2 separate regions of the Homo sapiens genome follow, and region 1 is linked to region 2. Evidence: chromatin loops called from intact Hi-C (ENCODE). Cell type or tissue: thyroid gland. All regions are shown on one strand. Each heading gives the region's core, and the rest is flanking DNA. Links, peaks and the distances in the headings are about the cores only.

The links. Hi-C counts contacts between places; a loop is a spot of excess contacts. Peaks named below come from ENCODE experiments on the same cell type or tissue, not always from the same donor. Only the 100,000 strongest peaks of a DNase experiment are listed, where the experiment ranks them.
Region 1: it touches region 2 in a loop (2.4-fold over the local background); 8 of 110 quality-filtered maps call a loop at or near these places.

What each region holds. Positions count from the first base shown.
Region 1 is chr3:64,041,295-64,053,190 of GRCh38, reverse strand. No RefSeq gene overlaps it. Among named protein-coding and RNA genes, the nearest start is that of PRICKLE2-AS1, 21 kb to the left of the region's middle. RefSeq lists a silencer at 4,164-4,458. In thyroid gland, for the core only: no CTCF peak of the experiment used is centred there; DNase peaks (open chromatin) are centred at 5,820 and 6,410; H3K27ac peaks cover 2,944 bases.
Region 2 is chr3:64,138,727-64,150,622 of GRCh38, reverse strand. PRICKLE2 (prickle planar cell polarity protein 2) reads left to right here. Exons shown (of 8, transcript NM_198859.4): 7 at 2,921-3,793. Among named protein-coding and RNA genes, the nearest start is that of PRICKLE2-AS2, 41 kb to the right of the region's middle. In thyroid gland, for the core only: no CTCF peak of the experiment used is centred there; no DNase peak of the experiment used is centred there; H3K27ac peaks cover 1,011 bases.

The DNA.
Region 1 (11,896 bases), core at 2,713-10,712, 98 kb after region 2:
TTCTGTGTAATATTCAAGCAATCTTCAAAGGCTTTTATCTGCTAAAACTGATATGAAAATGGCATTTTATTTACCAATTCATCTCTAAGTATCAAATCATTACTTTTCTGTTTTATGTACATATCATCTATAAATGTTCTGAACATTTAAACAGTCAATAATTTTTCTATTCTGTGTTTCAGTTGAAATAGAACTTTACATCATAAAGAATTTACCAGTTTTAGAATGTTTTATAGTAAAGATACGTGCATTCACACAAACATATATGCATATATACCTATATGAATGTGTATATATGTGCACATATATGTGTGTAAGGCTACATATTATATGGTATAGAGATTGGGAGTTTGGGTTCTGGAGTCAAATTATTATGATGTGAATTCTCCCTTCTGTAAGACCTTTTGAAAGCTACTTAACCTCTCTTTCAGCTTCATCTATAAAATGGGAGCAATAATAGTAACCACTTCATAGAGTTGTGATGACTAAATGAATTAATACATATTAGGTGCTTCAAACAGAGCTTGGCAGGTAGCAAGTGGTCAGCTTAGCAAATATTAGCTATTTTATTAGAAACAGTCCAAGTAACCCATATTTTAAAAAACTGAGTTACCTGTGAACAAGAAACTTCTAAGTTATTGGTGTGTTTTATATGTGTTTTACACAGTTAGCAATGGTAATAGCATTATTGCTCCTGTTTGCTCTTCTTGAAGACAGTGAATTCTTGGTGGCACCCTGCTGTCACACTCTCAGCTTTTCTAACTCTCTGGGCAAGTTCCAGGTCCAAGGCTTTCTCCAGCAGAGTTAGTCATGCAGGTGGACTGTCCATCCTATGAAGGCCTCAACTTGTTGGAGAGCAAATTAAATCGATGCAGAGAAAGCTGTTGCAGGTGTGTTCTTTCTTGATATGGTTGGTGGTGGCGGTGTTTCACTCAATTTTGAGAATTTTTCTTCTTACTGTTGTTAGTATTGCTGGAGTGAAAGAATGTGCACCTTCTAGGATGAGTACACATATTCAAGCAGGAGGAAATAATAAGGGTGGCTCCTCCACATTGAGCTCTCCGTCTGGCCGGGGACTGCCTTCTGCTCTGTAGACCATCCCCACACCCACCCTCACCAGTGAGGACAGGCCCAGACTAGGCCTGACTTCAGTAGCCTGAAGTCCAGTTCACATGTCTACATTTGCGCATTCAGACGGCACCAAGAAAAGAACCACCTTTGGGATGCTCTTAAGCTCATTTTTAATAGACTTTATTTTTAGAATAGTTGTAGATTCACAGAAAAGTCAAACAGATAGTACAGAGGGTTCTAATATACCCAATGCCAAGTTTCCCTGATATTAATATCCTACATTAGTATGGTACATATGTTACCATCAATGAACCAATATTGATAAATTGTTGTTCACTAGAGTCCGTACTTTATTCTGATTACCTTAGTTTTTACCTGCTGTCCCTTTTCTGTTCCAGGATTCTATCCAGGCTACCAGGTTACAGTTAGTCATGTCTCCTTTGCTCCTTTTGGCTGGGATAGTTTCTCAGACTTTCCTTGTTTCTAATGACTTGGACAGTTTAGAAGAGTATTGGTTAGATGTTTTGTAGGATGCCCTACTATTAAAATGCTGTCTGGTGTTTTGTCATGATAAGACTGGTGTTTTGGGTTACTGGGGGGCGGGGCAGGGGGGAAGGCCACAGAGGTAAACTGTCATTTTCATCACATCTTATCAGGAGTATGTAACATCAACATGATTTATAGCTGTTGATGTAGACCTTGATCACCTGGATGAGGTGGTGTTGTCATGTTGCTCCACCGTAAAGTTACTTTCATTTTTTGTTCCTCCTTTTATGCCGTACTCCTTGGAAGGAAGTCACTATGCATAGCCCACATTTAAGGAGTAGGAATGTATGCTCCCCCTCCTTGAAGACGGAGTATCTACATAAATTATTTGGAATTTTGGAATTGCCACGGGAGATTCATGTAGTCATTTTTCAAGTGAGACTATATAAAAGGAAATTGACCAAAGAGAAAATTATGGTCAACAGATGTGTAGGGATGAAGAGAAAATCTTGAAAACAACAAAGGAGACAGTCTGAGAAGTAACATTTCTCATCTATTTTTGAGAATTACCTGTATAGTCAGACAAGTACTCAGAACTAATGTCCAAAAATATTTAGTGCTACATTACATTATGTAAAATACTTAAAAAAAGAAAGAAAGTAAAATATTCAAACAAGTCATGGGACATTCATGTAACTGTTAGGTCAAAAATGTATATATACATCATTTTCATCTGTGTGTGTGTGTGTGGGTGTGTATGTATGTATGGATGTATGTATAATTATTTTTAAGAGATGGGGTCTTGCTATGTTGCCCAGGCTGGACTCAAACTCCTGAGCTTAAGCAATCCTCCAGCCTCAGCCTCCCAAGAAACTGAGACTACAGAGACTACAGGCTCATGCTACTGAGCCCAGCTCTCTCTATATACAATTACTGGCATGGAAATACAGTAACGGTATGCTATGAATGAATTAAAGCAGGTTATATAGCCATATGCCTGGTTATGATTGTTTCATTATAAAACAAGTGTATTATATAAACACACACATGTGTGTGTATATACAACATTTATAATGTCTGACAGGTTAGTTAATACCAAAAAAAATACTTTTATTATGACCAGCTGGTAGGATTACATGTAATTTAGCATATTCCTTTTTAATATCTAAAATTTCTGTTTTCTTTAATAACTTTCTACTTATCTAATGAAACAAAAATTAAAAGAAAATAACCTAAAGCAAAAGATATACTGACAAATATAACACTAGCATGTTGTGTTAGTAATCCAGGTTGTTAGAAATCCACTATATGCCAGCTTTTTAAATGCCTCTAGTAGGACTTGAAATAGGGAAGAAAGGCAAGAACTTTAGTGGTTGTTTTTAATACTGTTTCCTATAACACCAGTAATCCTAATTACAGGTACTTGTTTATCCATGATGGAACTGGACTCCAAGAACCCTCTGAACCCAAAGGATATGTTGTTCCAGTCTCATCCCTATCTTCTCTGTTGCCTGCAGTGGGCCTCAGCTCAGCCCTTCCCAATCTCAGTGAGCCCCGACCATCCTCTTTTCTGGCATTCCACCTCCCGGGCTGCTCCCTCCCTCTTGTCCTAATCTCTTGAGTTTGCTCACCTCCTCCCCTCTACTTACAAGTCTTCCACAAAGCTCAGCCGATGCACTAGCTCCCTGAGCATCACAATGGGAGAGCCTTTGTCATCGGCATCAACCTTTTTAATGTCAACCTAATCCTTCACTCAAATAAAAAAAGGATCAATAGAGCCAAACTGTAAACATGCCAGTCTTCCTATGTTGCCTTTTTTCTCTCCTTTTCATCTCCTAGAAATGCCCTCCCCTCAGCTGTCCATTTTCTAGCCCTCTCTTTCCTTTAAAGTACAAGTTAATCACCCCCACCCTCAAATTTTCCAGCTCCCCTAAAGCTTATGATTTTTTTCTCTCTTATTTTTGCAAGCATCTGTTGTCTCTATAACTGGTTCTCGGTGGAAGCTATGCTGGTCTGTTATATTTTCATCGTATCCGCCAAGAGTAGGACTCATTTTCTCATAGTCAGGTACTCCTGGTGCCTACGATAATGACATGCATTCATTTGGCCTCAGTAAATGTTTGTCGTTGCTCATGACTATGTGGCCATCACAGTGAGAAAGAACTAAAGATGCAGCAAGTGAATTTGAGGTAAGAGTAAGTACAGTGTTAGAAACCCTGCCTCTGGAGCCAGACTACCTCTAAGCTCTGTTGCCCACAGGCTGAGTCATCTCCTGCTTCTTACTCACCCTCTCTGAGCCTTTCCTCATGCGTAAAATGGGAATAATGATGGGACCTACCACATAGAGCTGAGATGAGGATGAAATGAGTTGAGTCATGTGAAGTACTCATTGTTTGCAAGTTGTCAAACCAGGTTAGCTGTTATCATCATTAGCTGGTTTGTGAATTCCACCTTCAGAATCACATAGGCCGTGAGGAAAAAGTCTGTCTCACAGACCACTGCTCACACAAACACAGTTTAGAAATGCGTACACCATTGAGAATCCAAAATGATGTTTTGTAGCTGTTTTACAATGTGCCTGGGACTTGTTTGAATCAGGTGGGGCAAGATGACAGGCACAGAGACGATTGCATTTGAAAGAAGAGTTTATTATGCACAGTTCCAAGAGGAGGGGGCACACAGTGCCCTGCAGGGGTCACAAGGAGAACAGCCAGAGTTAGTCAAGAGTCAGAAGGAAGAATGAGAAAGCGTGGGCAATGGCCTTTATTACTATAGTGGCAGGAAGTTGTTGGGTGAGGATGCCCTTTACAGGGCAGGATGCAAAACACAGATGTTGGAGTTTGTGGCCAGAGGATTTGTAATACCATTTCCAAGTGCTTGCAAAAAACACAGGGAAATATGAATGCAAACAACTTTGGTCATTAGTTTGGCCCATGATTTCAAGATGCCAAATCATCCATTACATAATATCCAGAACGATTATTACACTAGTCCAAGCCAGTTCCTCACCACAACTGCTGTTGCCTGCAGTTTTCAGTGGCCACCATCCTTTCCAGTGATGTCTGTAATTTTTGCTGCCTTCTTGAAGTGGCCTCACTGGGCCTGGGTTTTATTTAAGTCTCCTATTGTTTGGCTCATTTTGGTTGGTCTCTCTCCTCCTCTTTGACTTAGCTTCGATTATGCCTGAAGAAGGATTTCCTCCATTTTGCACTCTTTCTTCTGTGTACAGGGGTTGCTCCTTTTTCACAGACAAGCAGAGAAACTTGGAAAACAGAAGGAAGCTGAGGCTGTGTTGTTAGGTCAACCAAGGACCAAGGCAGAGCCAACCTTTCAGCATTACATGCTCACCTTTCTGCTTTATGGACCGGGAGGGTCCTGGAAAACTGTTTTCCCCATCCAAAAGCCTTTTGGCAATTACTGAGGATACTTGCACTTTGAATTCTGAGACCAGTCTGTGCTGTGGCTTGGGTGAGCTGCCGACTGAGGTCTGCTGAAATTATCCGACTGTCAAGACAGGACCCAGCTACGGCCCAACACCCTTCTCTTTTTCGTCTTTTTCTAAAGAGAAGCCCCACTTATATCCATGCCAGCCACATGACTGGATAATTACAGGAAACCATGGCTCCACTCAGCTGAAAAGAAAGAATTCTTGAAGAAGAATTTCAGGCTCTTTTACCATTTCCCCCTTTTTACAGTCTGGCTCTGTGGCGTCATCCTGTCGCTTTCTTTTCTCCGTACTGTTTCTGTGATGCTTTCCTCCCCTGGCAACCCCTCACCACACCATCCTCTATTTGGATAAATGTGAGGTCCCTAATACACAACCTTCCACTCTGAATTAGCTGAACTTGTTTCCTCTCTCTTTTTCTTTAGGCAGAAAAAATATATATATTTCACTCTACAGCCCTTGCTTTACTATTGTATTTTTTACTATTATTTTTTAAGGTGAAATATATTATGGGTAGGTAGCAATCTGTCTGGTTTTGATTTCTGCTCCTATTTACAGAGGCTGTCACCTGATTATACCCTTTAATGATGGTGGCAACAAACAGGAGGAGACTCAGAGTTCTAAGAGGAACTGCTTGATTTAAGTATGTATTTATGGGAATAAAGGCAGATTCCACAGGAGCCCTGGAATTTACTCCACAGTGATTGTCTTTCTTTGACTCTGGCTTTTACTTTCCCAAATTGAGCATCCTGGTATCTGCATGTCTCTTTTGCTTGGAATGTCACGCTGCAGGTCTTAGTGCCTGGGACAGAACAGAGCACGCCACAAGTGCACTTGAAGGAGAGCTCAGAATCAACCAACCAAACCCCTCCAAGTTCCAATGGCAGCACAGATTCCAGACTGAAACGCTGCTGCATCTTGCTTCATTTGACTGAAGCAAATGCAATTGGTTTGTATTTGACATTTATTCTTTTAGGGAGGGGCTGCCAGGGGAAGGGGCATTAACCACAAATATGACAAGGTTAAAGAACAACGGGTCGGGTCTGAAGCATCGTATTGAGATGGTTGACATCCTGGGCTCATCAATCAATATTATTGACTTGGCCAAGCTTCAGGTTGGAGTAATTTCTATAATGAGATTTAGCCTGCACCACAAAATGGTGTGTTGGGGATAAAATGTCTGAAGCCAATCTTTTATGAGATACATTTTAGGAAAATGTTCTTAATCTTAAAAATAGAACTTGTAGTGTTTGCAGCCAGGAAGATGCTTAACTAGATTCACATAGGAGTCACCAGCTGTTCACAAGACAAACAGAAATGTCTGAGGTTTCCCTGGTTCTATAAAGACAAGGGAAATGGCTCCCTCTTTTCGTGCCAAGTCTGAGAGACCCTTCAGCTAAAAGCCCTCCAGCCTGAGTGGCCAGGCTTGGCACACAGAAGCTCACTTTTTCCTTTTCCTCTGTCCTCTCGTTCTGCTCTTTAAACCTGAGGAGTTCTTAGTCAGAAGAGTAAAGTGGCCACAAAGCCAAACTGCCATGGGAAAGGCAGTGCCCGACCAGCCATCTCCCTGCCTGCTCCCACCCTGGGCATCTCCTCTACCCACTCTCAGAGGTAAATGCTGTCTTTGCTGGATGAATTTCTTGACCTGGATGATGTAGTTACAGAGAGGGGAACATGGAGAGAAAACATATGAAGGAAACTGAGAGGCAGGAGGGGAGGATGGAAAGGCATTTCCAGAAAGGCTTGGTCCAACCTATATAACGAAGAATTGGGAGAGAGCATCAAGAGTATGTGGAGGGAAAATTGTGCAGCTAGGACGGATAGAGTTTCATGGTTTGAGTGGAAGAAGGAAGAAAGGAGACTGGAAGAAGTGTGGTTACGAGTTGTGAGTTATGAACCTTGAAAGTATAAAGACAATTTGAATTAAGTTACCAGCCTCACAGGGTCAGAGGAGAAAGAGGCCTCAGAAGTGATATGGCTCAGCCTCCCATTCAATGCAGGAAGCCCTTTTAAGGCATTCCTATCAAAGGGCCACCCAACCTTTACTTGGATGCCTTCAGTAATAGGACATGTGCTAGTCCATTGGCCGTATAGAAGGGTGGTTACGAACACGAATGCTAGAGCCAGACTGCCAAGGTTCAAATCCAGGGGCCACCAGCTACTGATTGCACCTTGGACATGTTACCTGATACCTTGGTTTCTGTACCCATGAATTGGGAATAGTAGTAGCAGAGTGCCGTTATGAGTATTAATTGTATATTTATATACACACACATAGACATATATAAAATTATATAAAGTAAATATTTATATATTTATTCATAAAGTGCACATATCAGTACTTGGCATATAATAAGTGGCATATATGTACTTGCTAGTATTATCATTACTATCATTCAGGTTGTTCCATGGATAAGAAAGTTCTTTTTCAGATTGAGTAAATTTGGCCTCTCTTATTCCTGCCTGTTTATCCCATTTCTCAGCCCTGAAGTAACTCAGATCAAGCCTTAACTGCCTTCCATGTGTGTCCTAAGTATTTGAAGCTAATCATTGTGACCCTCTTTGCTTTTCTCCCTTATATTCTAGAGAAGAGTTCTTGCAAATGCTGTTTCTTCTGCTTGCGACACCTTTCCTTCCCATGTTCTTCATGTTCTAACTTGGACTCCAAGTCCTTCAATACACCTTCTATCTGAGTACTTAACACATTACTTGCCTATTGTGTTAGGCGGTTCTTGCATTGCTATAAAGAAATATCTGACACTGGGTAGCTTACAAAGAAAAGAAGTTCAACTGGCTCACCATTCTGGAGGCTGTATAGAACTATGGCACCACCATCTGCTTGGCTTCTGGGGAGGCCTCAGGGAGCTTTTACTCATGGCAGAAGGCAAAGAGGGGGCAGGCACTCAAATGGCCAGAGAAGGGGAGAGAGTGTGTGGGAAGTGCCACACACTTTTTTTTTTTTTTTTTTGAGACGGAATCTCGCTCTGTCACCTAGGCTGGAGTGCAGTGGCACAGTCTCGGCTCACTGCAAGCTCCGCCTCCCGGGTTCACGCCATTCTCCTGCCTCAGCCTCTCCGAGTAGCTGGGACTACAGGCGCCCGCCACCACGCCCGGCTAATTTTTTTTGTATTTTTAGTAGAGACGGGGTTTCACCGTGGTCTCGATCTCCTGACCTCGTGATCCACCCGCCTCGGCCTCCCAAAGTGCTGGGATTACAAGCGTGAGCCACCGCGCCCGGCCCACACACTTTTATACAAACAGATATCATATGAACTCACTCGCCCCCAAGGGCATGGCACTAAGCCATTCATGAGGGATCTGCCCCTGTGATCCAAAAACTCTCACCCACGCAGCCGCACATCCAACAATGGGAATTACAATTGAACATGAAATTAGTGATCCACACAACATCCCCCATATTCCCTGAGTATAATTATAAAATAAAGGATATAGTATCTGTTCTCAAGGCCATTTGTGTATGTGTCACCATTTTGGCATATTACTTATACGTCTTGTAAACCAGGCTTCATATGAGGTCCAGCATAGCACTGTGTTTCGAAAATATGTGTTGAATGAATTAGGTGGAATACAGGAGAAGATGAGTGGACATAAAGCAAAGGCCTTCTTGAAAGGCATGTAACATTTCCCTTGGAGAATAGGGTCTTTGGAACAAGCAGGTGGGTGGGAAGAAAGTTGGCTTTTTCACACACACACACACACACACAAAAGCAAAGAATCAAAAATTATAGGCATGCTTGTAGGAAACAGGTAAACCTGTAATCCCATTAGCTGATCATATTTGTCCCTGTTAAAGCCATCAAAAAAGGAAAGTTTCTTGGGTTCTTACTTTTTGATTGCTTGGTCAGCTCTTAGTCTTTGCTTTGTTGCTCAGAATCCTGTTAATAGAAGAAATGAAAAGCAAAAGACAAAGAAGCAGGCAAGTGTGAATCCATTCATAGAATAAAGAACAAGGAAGGGAGTGAAGACGGGGACAGAGGTGGAAGGGCCCTCTGGGTCTGGATGTGGGCAGAAGGTCTTTGAAGAGTAGAGAGAGAAGATAGTGTTTTGGTAGAAGTCACTCTTAGGAGTGTGAAAGGGTTTGAAAGTGGAGAGTCACCTTGGGAGGCTTTGTAAAGGAAATTTACTTTGCACTAAAAATGATCTCTTCTTTTTAGGGTTTTCTTGTGAGACCGAGTAAAGATTTAAATGGCTTTTGATGTTCATTTTCTATCAGACTGCTATTTCTTTGAACGTGGCATAGCCCCGAGCTCCAGCCATGTGGGACCCCAGTTGTATGTGGGTCATATTCTGCTTCAGCTAGTGGATTGGGTGATAAAATCCACGGTTGCTCTTGTTCTGCAGGATGGTGAGTGAGGTATTGCCATAGCCACATAGCCCTAAGTAAGAGCACAGACATTACATAGAGGCTGCAATGTCTATAAATATGTGAAATAAGCATGGGTGCAAGTCAAAGTAGCCCATAGGTCTCTTAAAACTTCCTCTTTGGATAAACACAGACGATTTTCTCCAGCTTCCCAAACTTAACCAATGCTTAGTCATAATCTCTACCTAGATACCGATCCAAAGAGCAAATTATTCTAGGGTAAAACCAAAGGAACAGTATTCCTTGCCTTTATTTTTTTTCTATAGACCAATGGTAGAAATGTTACTCTGGATATAAAATTTATATAAAATACCAGCGTTCTTTTCCAGACTGGTTTAATGATTCCCATTAAAAAGATATTTGACTTGCAAACTATGCATTCAACAAAGGACTAATATCCAGAATCTACAAGTAACTCAAACAAATGAGTAAGAAAAAACAAATAACCCCATCAAAAGTGGGCAAAGGACATGAATAGACAATTCTCAAAAGATGATATACAAATAGCTAACAAACATGAAAAAAATGGTCAACCTCAGTGATTATCAGGGAAATGCAAGTTAAAACCACAATGAGATACCACCTTACTCCTCCAAGAATGGTTATAATTAAACAGTCAAAAAATAATAGATGTTGGTGTGGATGTGGTGTAAAGGGAACACTTTTACACTGCTGGTGGGAATGTAAACTAGTACAATGACTCGGGAAAATAGTGTGGAGACTGCTTAAAGAACTAAAAATAGAACTACCATTCAATCCAGCAATCCCACTACTGATTATCTACCCAGAGGAAAATAAGTCATTTTTTGAAGAAGACACTTGCACCCACATCTTCATAGCAGCACAATTTGCAATTGCAAAAATATTACCAATCTAAATGTCTATCAACCAACCAGTAGATGAAGAAAATGTGTTATACATACACCATGGAATACTACTCAGCCATAAAACAGAATGAAATAATGACTTTTGCAGCAACCTGGATGGAGCTAGAGGCCATTATTCTAAGTAAAGTAACTCAGGAATGGAAAACCAAATATCAAATGTTCTCAGCTATGAGGATGTAAAGGCATAAGAATAATATAATGGACTTTGCGGACTATAAAAAAATAAAAAATAAAAAAATAATTCCCTAGTGGGCTATTTTTTAGAGGACACAAATTCCTGCTTCTGATGTACAAATCCAGTCTTCTTGCAGGTTTCTGAGCTTGTTGCTCTTTTGTGGTATGCTTTTCACTTTTGTTAAAAAACACTTGCCACACATACCATAATTAGGTATGGGAGGAGGGTGAGGGATAAAATACTACATATTGGGTACACTGCCCAGGTGACAGGTGCACCAAAATCTCAGAAATCACCACTAAAGAACTTATCCATGTAACTAGAAACCACCTGTACCCCCCAAACTATTGAAATTCAAATTATTTTTAAAAAGATATTTGGGTAAAGTATGTTGTCAGAGAACCTCTGCTGAAACCTTTGCCTATCCTTGGAAAAGCCCCCAAGTTGTAAAGAAATATATATCATGCTCCGGCTCCTCCAAATGTAAAAAAAAATCAGCCATTCCTATCTAATTTTGACCACGTGTTCATATTTTCAACTTGTTTTAATTGTAGCAAGTAAGAAAACTTGACATTCTCTAGTTTTTCAAAGGAAAGGTGACGTATACATGCTTCCTAATAGGAGATCATAACCACTTTTAAAAACACATCAGCCAAATATACGGAAGAGATTGCTTTATGGTAACACAAGGAAGAAGGATCTTTAAAAATAATTCCTGGCCGGGCACGGTGGCTCACACCTGTAATCCCAGCACTTTAGGAAGCCAAGGTGGGCAGATCACGAGGTCAGGAGATCGAGATCATCCTGGCTAACACGGTGAAACCCTGTCTTTACTAAAAATACAAAAAAAATTAGCTGCGCATGATGGTGGGCGCCTGTAGTGCCAGCTACTCGGGAGGCTGAGGCAGGAGAATGGCATGAACCCGGGAGGCAGAGCTTGCAGTGAGCCAAGATCATGCCACTGCACTCCAGCCTGGGTGACAGAGTGAGACTCCGTCTCAAAAATAAAAAAATAAAAAAAATAAAAAAATAAAAATAAAAAAATAATAAAAAATAATTCTCTAGTGGGCCATTTTTTAGAGGACACAAATTCCTGCTTCTGATGTACAAATCCAGTGTTCTTGCAGGTTTCTGAGCTTCCTGCTCTTTTGTGGCTAAGCTTTTCACTTTTGTTAAAAGACACCACACATACCATAATTAGAAGTTTGGAGTTGTATATTTGGGGTAATCTCAGACAGCTACATTAGACTGGCCTCAGCTTTTCAGGAAAAAATTCATTTTGAGTTAATTTATTATTGAACATTGAGGCTATTTCAATTTGCTACCAAATCTTCACTTCACTTTACCATTAAATGTGACTTTTAAAATGTGCAGAAAGCATTTACCATGTTTTCTCTGTTTATAAGAGACTAGGTGGCTATACATGATGTTAACAATAATTATACCAG
Region 2 (11,896 bases), core at 2,463-10,462:
CCAAAGGACCCAGGGATGCCATCATGAGCTCTCTGCACTCTTGGCATTTGAGAAAGGGAGTGAGAAGAAGGAGGAGGAAGAAGGAGGGTGGGAGAGGGCAGGAGAGACAGAGCAGCCTCCTAGTTATTTCTTGGAATGCATCTGGGCAGTGACCCTCAGCGAAGAGAGAGGCAGGCTTTCAGACCTAACGCAATAAAAGAAGAGTGGTCAGTAGGCCCAGTTCTCAGCACTCCATGCATGTTAACTCCATTACCAAGTACTATGATTATCCCCATTGTACTGATGGGGAGACCAAAACAAAGAGAAATGAAGCAATTTGCCTAGGGTCACACAGCTGGAATGCAGCAGAGTCAAGATTTGAACCCAAGCAGATGGCCGTCAGCATCTTTACAACCAGCTGCTGTGGGATGGAGCTGGGATTTGAACCTGTGTTCATCAGAGTCCTGAAGGCTTATGCTTAACTACTACAGAGTCCCATGTCCCTGTGATGTCTGCCTCAGCTTTCTCCCAAGGGTCTGGGGAGGAAGTGTCCACGGCGCTCGGGGTTGTCTGTTTCTAGCCCCGCCCCAGCTGGTTATTTCTCACTCTGCTGGGGAGCACTGGTGCTGTAAGAGATGGAGTTGATCCGTCTCAAAAAAAAAAAAAAAAAAAAAGATGGAGTTGATTCAGTTGATTCACACAGTTTCCTGTCTCCCACTTGGGGTGACCCTTGTGGCTGCTCCTATCCCTATAAAAAAAAATCCCCTCTTAGTCTCTAAGGCCAGGTTTCAAAATGAAAAGAGAACCCCATAGTTTGGGAAAGAGCTAATACGAGAAGAATTGCCCTCATTCCTCTCTCCCTGGGCTCCATTGACACAAAAGTGAGTCAGGGAGGAGAAAGGTAGGCTGCTTGGGCCGGTGGCCTTTTGTTCTTGCAATTCTCTTCTTCTCCCTAATTTCTGGTTCATTGCCTCTTTAGACAAGTCTCCAGAAGTTCTTCCTTGAAAGTCCAGGCTCAGGAACTCTCAGCCACTGAAGATAAAGGCCACATTAGTCCCTTTTTCTGGGAAGCCGTGTATCATTACGCATCAGGAGAATGCAGGGGTCCTGGTCCACCCTACAGTCATAGCTTGAGGCTATATTCCCAGCAGGCTCTCCCCACGGGAAGGGGCCCCAGCAGCTCCCAGTTTCCATTCTGCCAGTTTTACTGCTGCTATAAAAAGAGCCTGCTGTGTGACTGCCTTAGCAAAAGTCCTGCCTTAGAAAAAGCAATGAGAGGTGTTGGCTTAGTGCAGGTCACTTGCCCACCCCTGAATCAGTCCCTGGGTGCCAGGAGAGCAGATTTTTTTTGCTGGCCTATGTTGGGCCCCAGATCAGCTTTTGCCCCACCCAAAGCTCACGGCCTGAAGATGGCAGGGAAATGGTGTCCCACAGGGAGAGGAAGTCCTATAACCAGAAGAGGGCAGAGATGATGAGAAGGCAGAACCCCTGGGGCTGTGGGAGGCTCCCTTAGTACGCAGTGTGGCCAGGCTATATAAACCTGGCGCAGGCCTGTCACAGGGAGGAATCGTACCTCTTCCTTCCCTGATGAAATTAAGCAAAGGGTACTTACGCTCCCAGAGGGGCAGTAGCTTTGGCAATACCGTGTCTAGGTTTTTCTTTACCGAAAGCAGATTTTTCCTTAACAAGAGTTGAAATCCACATTTTTATTTCCCACTAAGTCTGTTGAGACTGCTTTAACGGAATAGCACAGACTGGGTGGCCTCTGAGTAACAGAAATGTATTGCTGACAGTTCTGAAAGCTGGGAAGTTCAAACTCAAGGCACCAGCAAATGCAGTGTCTGCTGAGGGCCTGTTTTTTGTTTCCTGGATGATACTTTCTGGCAGAGTCATCATATAGTGGAAGGAGCAAACAGGCTCCCTTGGGCCTCTGTTATAAGGGCACTAATCTCATTCATGAGGTATCCACTCTCATGACCTAGTCACCTCCCAAAAAGCTCCATCTCCTAATGCCATCACTTTAGGATTTAGGTGTTAAACTTAGGAGTTCTGAAGAAAACATTCACCATAGCATCCACTGAGTTGCTGCTGTGACTTACCCATTGGAATAGCATATGCTAGTAATGGGATTCACTCGATCTATCTACACACAAAGAGCCCTGTCATACACCAGGCCATGTTCCAGGTCCTGGAGATGCTGTAGAAACTCAATGAGTCTGTCCTCATAGAGCTTCACTTTTAGCGGGGGAGAGAAATAATAAACAGATGCATGTATATACTGTTGTAATGTAAAGCGGTATTAATGCTATCAAGAAAACTCCAGCAGGTAAGGGTGGAGAGTAATGGAGAATCACTATTTAGTGTGGATAGGAAGACTTCTCAGAGGAGTTGGCTTTTGAGCAGATGCCTAACTAGAGTGAAGGAGATAGTGTCAATGTCATGGTTGAGAATAAGACTTCCTGGGTACAGATCTCGTCTCTGGTTCCTAGTTATGTTACCCTGCCAAGTTACTTAGCCTCATCTGCCTCTACTTTCTCATGTGAAAACTGCAAATAATATTAGAAAGCTAGCTCAAGGAGCTGAGTGATTAAATGAGTTTACATATATAAAGCTCTTAAAGCAGTACATGATCATACGTTAATATTACTATTGCTATTTGTCAGGGGGAAATGTGTCCCAGGCAGAAGGATTCATAGACAAGCCATTTTAACCTAGAGTCTTTGTGCTTGGAGCAAATGAGTTAAGGCGCATACTGGTACAACAAGGACTTCTCGTAATAGGACGTGAATACCATTTACATAAGGGTCTGATTGTTGATTTATTGACAGTTTATCCTGCCGCACCTGGAATCCTGAGACAAACCAAGGTGCTATGTGTTTCACGTCCCAGTGCAGAGCTCTGAGCAGCTCATCAGCCTCTCCAATGTCTCTCATTTTTTTAGGTATCGACCAAGGTCAAATGACCTATGATGGCCAACACTGGCATGCCACTGAGACCTGTTTCTGCTGTGCTCACTGCAAGAAATCCCTCCTGGGGCGGCCATTCCTCCCGAAGCAGGGCCAGATATTCTGCTCACGGGCCTGCAGTGCTGGGGAAGACCCCAATGGTTCTGACTCCTCTGATTCCGCCTTCCAGAACGCCAGGGCCAAGGAGTCCCGGCGCAGTGCCAAAATTGGCAAGAACAAGGGCAAGACGGAGGAGCCCATGCTGAACCAGCACAGCCAGCTGCAAGTGAGTTCTAACCGGCTGTCAGCCGACGTAGACCCCCTGTCACTGCAGATGGACATGCTCAGCCTGTCCAGCCAGACACCCAGCCTCAACCGGGACCCCATCTGGAGGAGCCGGGAAGAGCCCTACCATTATGGGAACAAGATGGAGCAGAACCAGACCCAGAGCCCTCTGCAGCTCCTCAGCCAGTGCAACATCAGAACTTCCTACAGTCCAGGAGGGCAAGGGGCTGGGGCCCAGCCCGAAATGTGGGGCAAGCACTTCAGCAACCCCAAAAGGAGCTCGTCACTGGCCATGACAGGACATGCTGGCAGCTTCATCAAGGAATGCCGAGAAGACTATTACCCGGGGAGGCTGAGATCTCAGGAGAGCTACAGTGATATGTCTAGTCAGAGTTTCAGTGAGACCCGAGGCAGCATCCAAGTCCCCAAATATGAGGAGGAAGAGGAAGAGGAAGGGGGCTTGTCCACTCAGCAGTGTCGGACCCGTCATCCCATCAGTTCCCTGAAATACACAGAGGACATGACGCCCACAGAGCAGACCCCTCGGGGCTCCATGGAATCCCTGGCCCTGTCTAATGCAACAGGTAGGTTCTGTTCACCTTGAAAACAGATAGAAAGGGGGTAGTCTCTGGGTGACTGGATGCTGGTCCCCAGGAATTTTTTTTTTTTTTGAAATGGAGTCTCGCTCTGTCCCCCAGGCTGGAGTGCAGTGGCACGATCTCCGCTCACTGCAAGCTCCACCTCCCGGGTTCACGCCATTCTCCTGCCTCAGCCTCACGAGTAGTTGGGACTACAGGTGCCCGCCACCATGCCTGGCTAATTTTTTTGTATTTTTAGTACACACGTGTTTCACCGTGTTAGCCGGGATGTTCTCGATCTCCTGACCTCGTGATCCACCTGCCTCGGCCTCCCAAAGTGGTAGGATTACAGGCGTGAGCCACCGTGCCCAGCCTGGTCCTCCGGATTTTAATGTTGTTTCTGCCACGTGCCCTCTTCTAATAGGCTGCTGAGGAAGGTAAACCCAAGTTTGAGATGGCTTCTATCTTTGATGGGCTTCCCTGTAAACAAAGCCTGAGACAGGTCCAGATGCCTGTGATGTACTGAGGGAGTGCTCTCAGGAGAAGGGGAGTGAGAGAAAGAGGACAGAGCATGGGGAGGAGCCAAGTGAGGAATGGTGTCTTCACTGGGGTCTGGCTTCTGCCTGATCCCACAGGGGACTCTGATGGATGAGTTGCACTATAGAATCAATTGCTTCTTGTGACGAAGGGGCTGATGTTTTGTACCATCGTGTTAGTTGGTCATCAGCTTTGGGCTGCTGAGGAGTGACAAAGGGATGAGATAGTGGATGTGGGCTTGGGGCAAGGCAGCTCCTGTTGGCCAAAGGCAGCATTAAAGAAAGAAAATACTATGGTCTGAATGTTTTCCCCAAAATTCTTAAATTAAGATCCTAAATCCCAAGGTGATGGCATTAGGAGAAGGGGCCTTTTGGGAGGTGATTAAGTCATGAGAGTGGAGACCTCATGAATGGGATTAATGCCCTTATAAAAGAGGTCCAAGGGAACTTGTTTGCCCCTTGTACCATATGAAGGTGGAGAAGGTGTAGCTGTGAGCTGATGGCAGTACTCACAGCACCTGGAGCCCAGTTGCCCCAGCGTGGTGCTGCCTGGGGCACCAAAGCATCCATGACAGCTTCTGAGACTGTTCTGAACCTGTTTCTCACCAGGGAACTGGCTTCAAAGTGCAGATAAAGACATAAGAAATGTTTGGCTAGACAAGGAGAAGACAGGCAGGCTGAAAAGAACAGAAGTAGAGAGAGAGAGATAATGGCATGCTTCTCTCTCCAGTGAAGTTGTCCAGCTGGTTTTGTGTGCGTGGGAAGACTGATGTTGGCCAGGCATGGTGGCTCATGCCTGTAATTCCAGCACTTTGGGAGGCCAAGGCAGGAGGATCACTTGAGGCCAGGAGTTGGAGACCAGCCTGGGCAACATAGTGAGACTCTGTCTCTACAAACATATATGTGTGTGTATATATATAAAATATATAGCGTGTGTATATATATATCATATATAATATATATTGTGTGTATATATAATATATAAATATATATGATATAATATATACAAATATATTATATATATATATATAAATTAGCTGGACTTGGTGGCACATGCTCATAGTCCCAGCTACTTAGGAGACTAAAGCAGGAGGATCACTTGAGCCCAGGAAGTTGAGGCTGAACTAAGCAATGATCCCACCTCTGCACTCCAGCCTGGGCAGCAGAGTGACAACCTGTCTCTAGAAAAAAAAAAAAAAAAATTTAATATTATTGATTTAATATTTTAAACATTATTTAAAAAATATTTTTAAATGTGGGAAAAAATAGAGTAACGTAGATTTTCTCTGTGATAGTGCTACTTAAAGCAGAATCTGAGGATAACACTGGCTGAGAACTATCACCCATCAGCAGTGAGATTAGTACTTAACACCTATCAGCAGCGAGATTAGTACTGAAACTGGAAGTGTTAGAAACTTATAGCAGTTCGATGTTGCGGTGCCATCCAAGTGCGTTTTCAGCAGGCTTGTCTTATTGATCAGGTTATAGACCCATCAGGGTGTTATAGAACTCACATACTGAGCTCTTTGTGCTTTGTGCTGTGTCTCAGACATGCTCAGCAGGGCCATATGTCGGTCCACAAGGGATTGAAAATGAAAACAAACTGGTCCTTCACCACTGATAGCTTGAGAAGAGTAGCGCTCTAAGATGTGCTAAGTATATCTGCCCCTTTGTGGGCAAGGTACCAGAGGAGGGAGATATACGTCTGCCCCTTACAGCAAGGATTCCATAGCCGATGGTGTCTGGATAGAGACTGTGATAATGTTAGCCCCATTTGAAGGGGACGGCCACTGCTCAGCTCCAGCTGCTTGTTGCCATGTGCTGGGATATTTATGTATCCACCTAACCTTTATATAGCTCTTGCAATGTGTCAAACATTGTTCTGAGCACGTCATAAATATTAGCTTGCTTAATTACATTGTCATAACACTGTGAGGGAGGAATATTGTTATGATTCTCATTTCAGAGTTGAAGAAACAGAAATGGAGAGGTTGAGGGACTCACCCAAAGTCACTCAGCTTTCAGAGTGGTAGAGCAGGGATTTGAACCTGTGCATATGATTTCAGAACCTTGCTCTTAATCACACCAGGCTGCCAGTCTAATACAAGCCCCATCCTGTCAGATCTTCCAGTTTTTCCAGAGAAGTTAAAAATGTGGATTTTTAAAAATATGAAATCTATTTCAACACTGCTAGACAAACAAAATGAGGCTCTGAGTTGTAGCTTGTCCATGCAGTGGGTTTTACTTTCTATCCTCCTCAAATACATCCACATCTGTGTTCCCATTTGTCCAAGAACAAAGAGTAGATATCCTCATCCCCATGTTTCAGATGGAAAAAAAAAAAAAAAATGAGGCCTTGGTGACTAAGCGCCTTGCCTGATGTCTTAGAAGGGAGCAATTAGTGCAGAGTGATGACTGCCTGGCTTCCAGCCCAGGTTATGTTATTCTCGAAAGATTTATGTGCTATAATTATTTAAGAGGACAGCAGATAAATATATACTTCAGCCTCTGAAGAAGAGTTTCTCAAAGCTAGACCACCTGCATTAGAATCATGGGTGTGCTTGATTCAAACATAGGCTCCTGGGCCTCCCCCTAACCCCTTGCATCAGAACTCTACAGAGGTGGGGCCCAGGAATCTGCATGTTAAGCAGATCTCTGCTGAGGCTGATGTGCACCATTGTCTGAGGGGAGATGTGCCTGGGTTTGTCTGCTCTGACTGTATCATCCTCACGTTGTGGCTCATGAGGAAATCAGAAGGGCTAGAGGTTGAGGAATGCTGGAAAGGGCAAGTGAGGAAGACACTCAATTTCCATTCCTAAGGAGGGAGTGGACGCGGTTTCCATTCCTAAAGAAGACATCATGGGAGATTTACTCTCATGATTTTCTAGGATCCTTGGGCAAAGCAACTAATGCCCCTTTGCCTCAGATTTTTGGGAAGCAACCCTGGCCATGCCTGATAAAACTGAGGGAAAAAAACTCCTGAGATCAGCACTGTCTAATATGGCAGCCATATGGGGCTGTGGAAATTTAAACGAATTAAAATTAAATGAAATTAAAATTTCAGGCCATTAGTTGCACTAGACACATTTTAAGTACTCAACAGCAATGGCCTGAAGTTTAAATTTTATTTAATTTTAATTCTTTTAAATTTCAATAGCCTCCTGTGGCTAGAGGTGACCCTGCTAGAAGGTGCAGATGACAGAGTGAACTGATAAGATGGGCACGATATTAAGCCATCATTAGTCTCTGAAGTTCTTACATGAGCCCTAATTTTTTGTCTTTCTAATTAATTAATAGTTAGGATTACTGGTTCTGGAGTCACACTTGCTGGGATGAGATCAAGCCTTCATCATTTAGGAGTTGTGTGGCCTTGAACAAGTCACTTAAACTCTGCAAAACTCAATTTCCTCATCCATGGAATTTTGTGAATAAGTGGATAAAGGTGTTCCTGTAGTACTTCCTTTGTATAGCTTTGGTGAGGGTTAAATGATAATTGCGTTTAAAATCATTAATATAGTCTTTGACACATATGACCTTCTATAATGGTTACCTGCGACTTTTTATTATTATTAATTCTTTCTCCTCCCAAACACACTGATTCAAGTTTTGACCTGTTGTGGCTACTAACTTCTCCCACCATCCACCAGCTGTGCAGGTTTGCATTTTAGATTTGAAAATACTCCTGCATGGGCCAGGCGTGGTGGCTCACACCTGTAATCTCAACACTTTGGGAGGCCAAGGCAGGTGGATCACTTGAGGCCAGAAGTTCAAGACCAGCCTTGCCAACGTGGCAAAACCCCGTCTCTACTAAAAATACAGAAATTAGCCAGGCATGGTGGTGCATGACTGTAGTTCCAGCTTTTTGGGAGGCTGAGGCACAAGAATCACTTGAACCCAGGAGGCGGAGGTTTCAGTGAGCCAGGATCACACCACTGCACCCCAGCCTTTTGACAGAGCAAAACTCTGTCTAAAAAAAAAAAAAAAAAGAAAGAAAGAAAGAAAATACTCCTGCAGGCTCCTTTTTTCCTAACCAGCCTGAGAAAACCATGAAAAACAGGGAATTAAAGAAAGTCATTTTGTGTGCGTTTCTATGGTTCTGTCAGATATGACAGTGTCAGAAGAAAGATGGTGGCTAATATTCTAAGCACAGCTTCATCATTCCTCATTGGAGCAGACCCTACATAGCCTTTCACATCCTACTCTGCACACCCATACACCGAGGACTAGACTTGGAAAGTTGGTGTTTTTGCTGCTGTCCCTCACTGTTTACATTTGAATTTTGCTAGAAAATTCAGTAGTTTTTTTTTTAATAGCATTCTAAACTATCTGCATATCTTTAAATCCTAGAATCACAGTCTGAATACCAGGTACGTGCCACAAAAGGCTTAGTGAAAGCACCTTGATCCTTCAGATAAAGCTAGATTTCAAGATGATGGATTCTTTTTTCTTCCATGGTCAGTAACTTATGTTATTGAATAAGTCTGTAGTGTTTAATCTGGCATGAAGTGTGATCTTTCTGTGGGCAGCATTTTTCCTCAGAACAGATCTGAAAAAACAGATAGCTGCACTGGCTTGTCAGCCTCAGATCTGGGCTTTGGCCTCTCCCAATGTGTTTAGAACTGGGAGTGTACAGTCCCTTCTCCTTGGAAAACACAATTCATCCCTTATGCTTACACGGAGTGACTCAGGCTGGCACAGCCACCATTTATACCACTGCAATGCAGAAGCCTTGCAGAAGCGCTTTAACTTTGCCAGCCCCTAAACATGCCTCTAAAGCAGCTTGCAGCCTGCGTAATCATAGCATTAGAAGTAGAAATAATAACAACATCAAGAACAACTGACATTATTGAGTGTTTATATGGACTGGATGTTTTTCTAAGTACTTTCCATAAACTAAACTCACTCAGTCCTCACAACAACCCTATGAGGTAGGCATGGTTGTTATTCCCATTTTACAGATGGTGTACATGAGGCACTGAGAGGCTGAATAGCCCAAGGCCACATTGCTTGGAAGTAGAAAAGCAGAATTTAAACTTGGGCATTCTAGCTACAGAGCTTGTGCCCTTAAACACTGTGCTATGGCTGATGTGAATGACCATGGTAAATGTACTGCTGCTTCTGATGTTGATTGTAACCAATGATAATCATAATAGACCACTGGCTATGACCTGACATGCTAATGGCTTCATGTAGAATGCTTCTTTAAATGCTGTGAGATAAATCTGATCATTATACCCATTTTACATATGGGTACACTAAGGTTTATAGAAGTAACCCTTTTGTAGTCGCCACAGATGGCGAGGACTTGATCCCAGGTGTGATCAACTGCAAAGCCATGCACTTAACTGGCCTGATATTCCTCACAAGAAGGGTCATAATCACAGTCAGAAGACTTGCACAACGGCTTTAGCTGAAGGGATAGGCATTTTCTCTCCTGTGACAGCTGGCTTGTTGATTTGTCTGTTTGCCAATGCTAAAGAGAAGCATGCGAGCACAGCTGTGAATGCCAGAAGTCAGAGGTGGCAGTCCAAGATGATGTGCCAAGGTCAGAGGTAGGAAAGACAAGGCAGACAAGCAGAGATGGTCCAGGGGCTGGTGCCTGGGCAAGAGACACCAAGGGCAGAGTGGGGGACCAAGGCATTAGTTGCAAATTAGAGGTCAGGGCTCAAGCCACACACTGGGACCAGGTATATAGTAGAGCTGGAATTGGAACTGGCTGCCTTAGGCAGAGGCCACACCACAGGACAACTGGAGACTGTGAGCTGGTCCCTGGTGAAGGATGCTGGTGTGGAATGATGAGGCTGGGAACATGACCATTCCTTGAGGATCAGCCACATTCTGTAAGGGGTGGCTGTTCATAGAGAGCTGGGTCCCATAGGAAGGACCTCTAGGTAAGGATGGGAGTGAGGGAAGGGGAAACAACGTTTCTGTTTATTTTTTTGATTCACTTAGCAAATATGACATGAGCGCCTACCCTGTGAGTTATAGCAGAATAGTATGAGAGCATGGGCTGTAGACCAGTATGCCAGAGCTGGAAACTGGACTTATAGTTTAATAGCTCTGTGACCTTGGGCAACGGATTTATCTATTCTGCACCTCACTATCCTCATCTTTGAAATGGAATGACCCTACTTTTCAGGGTTGTAATGTGAATTAAATGAGTGAGTTCATAGAAAGAATTTAGAACAGTGTCTAACACCCTCTAAGTGCTCATTGAATACTGGTTGGTATTAGTATTTGTAGGTGCCACCTATGCAAGGTGCTGGGAATGCAATGCTGAGCTGAATTGGACATGGGCCTTGCCCTCTTGTACCTCACAGTCTAGTGAAGTTGATACACAGTAACCATCCAATTGTATGATATAAGTAAGTGTGAGGCTAGGAGGCCTTACAAAGAGGGATGTGGCTGAGTCAAAGGACATCCTGAAAAAGTGATGCTTCAGGGATAGGGGAAGGGTCATTCTAGGCAGCAGGAGCAGCATGTGTAAAGGCCCTGTGGTAGGAATGTATGAAGAGTTGTCAGAAGGTCCTATGGCTGGGTGAGCACTTAGAGTAATAAGACTTGGAAGGAAAGCAAGGGCCAGATGGTGCAGAGCCATTTAGGGCTATATTAATGGTGTAGGCCTTTCTAATAAGGGCAACGGAAAACCCTTAAAATGTCAGGCCCTGCAGTGAGGGAGGTGACATGATCCAATTTGCATTTTGAAAAGATGGCTTCAGCTGCTGTGTGGGGAATTGATTGGAAAAGGGCAAGTGCTGATGCAGGGAGTCCTGTTAGGAGGCAATCTGGGGCTGTGTAGCCCAGGCTAGAGGTGAAGGTTAATGGCAAAGTCCAAAATAAGTGGATGGATATGACAGTGACTTAGGAGAGGAAATTGGCAGAGGTTTACAGTGTCCCAAGGGGAGTGGGTCCTGGGAGACAGAGGAAAATAGATATGAAAACATTAGCAATAGTTAAAGGTTGGTCTACTCTGTGTTTTTTTTACTCAGGCCAGCATCAAATGCAAGTGCATGTTTTATTGGCCTGAATAAGTGGAGACACGGAGCAGGAATCTGAAAGGGCTTCCTACCTTCTTTGATCAGTGTTGCATTGTTGTGTCAAGGCCATGCCTTTTACACACCTCATCTACACACCTTGGCAAGGGAAACTTAGTTGTGCAATGCCAGAAGGTAACAGGGTAATTTTTCAGCATTGCTGACAAACTGGGAAAGAACCAGAAAACAACAACATGAGGATATAAAGCAACAACTGGAACCACTCACTTTACCAAGAATGTCTGAGATGTTTTTTAATCCTTGCAATGCAAAACATTTCTATATTTAATTTAAGGAAGGGCCAGGTCTATTCTTCTGCATAACTTGGATAACCATCCTCTAACCCAATTTCTTTATTTAAATATTGGGTAGAACCTCTTAACCAGCTGGCACCCATTACTTCATTGGCCACACCTCAGATGTGCTTATGTATTGTGTGGCCCAGATCTTTTTGTTCATTCCCGTCACTGGGGAAGATGTGTGGTCCAGTCTGGAATCACAACCTTGAGTCCTATCCATTGACCACAGGGCCCTGGGAT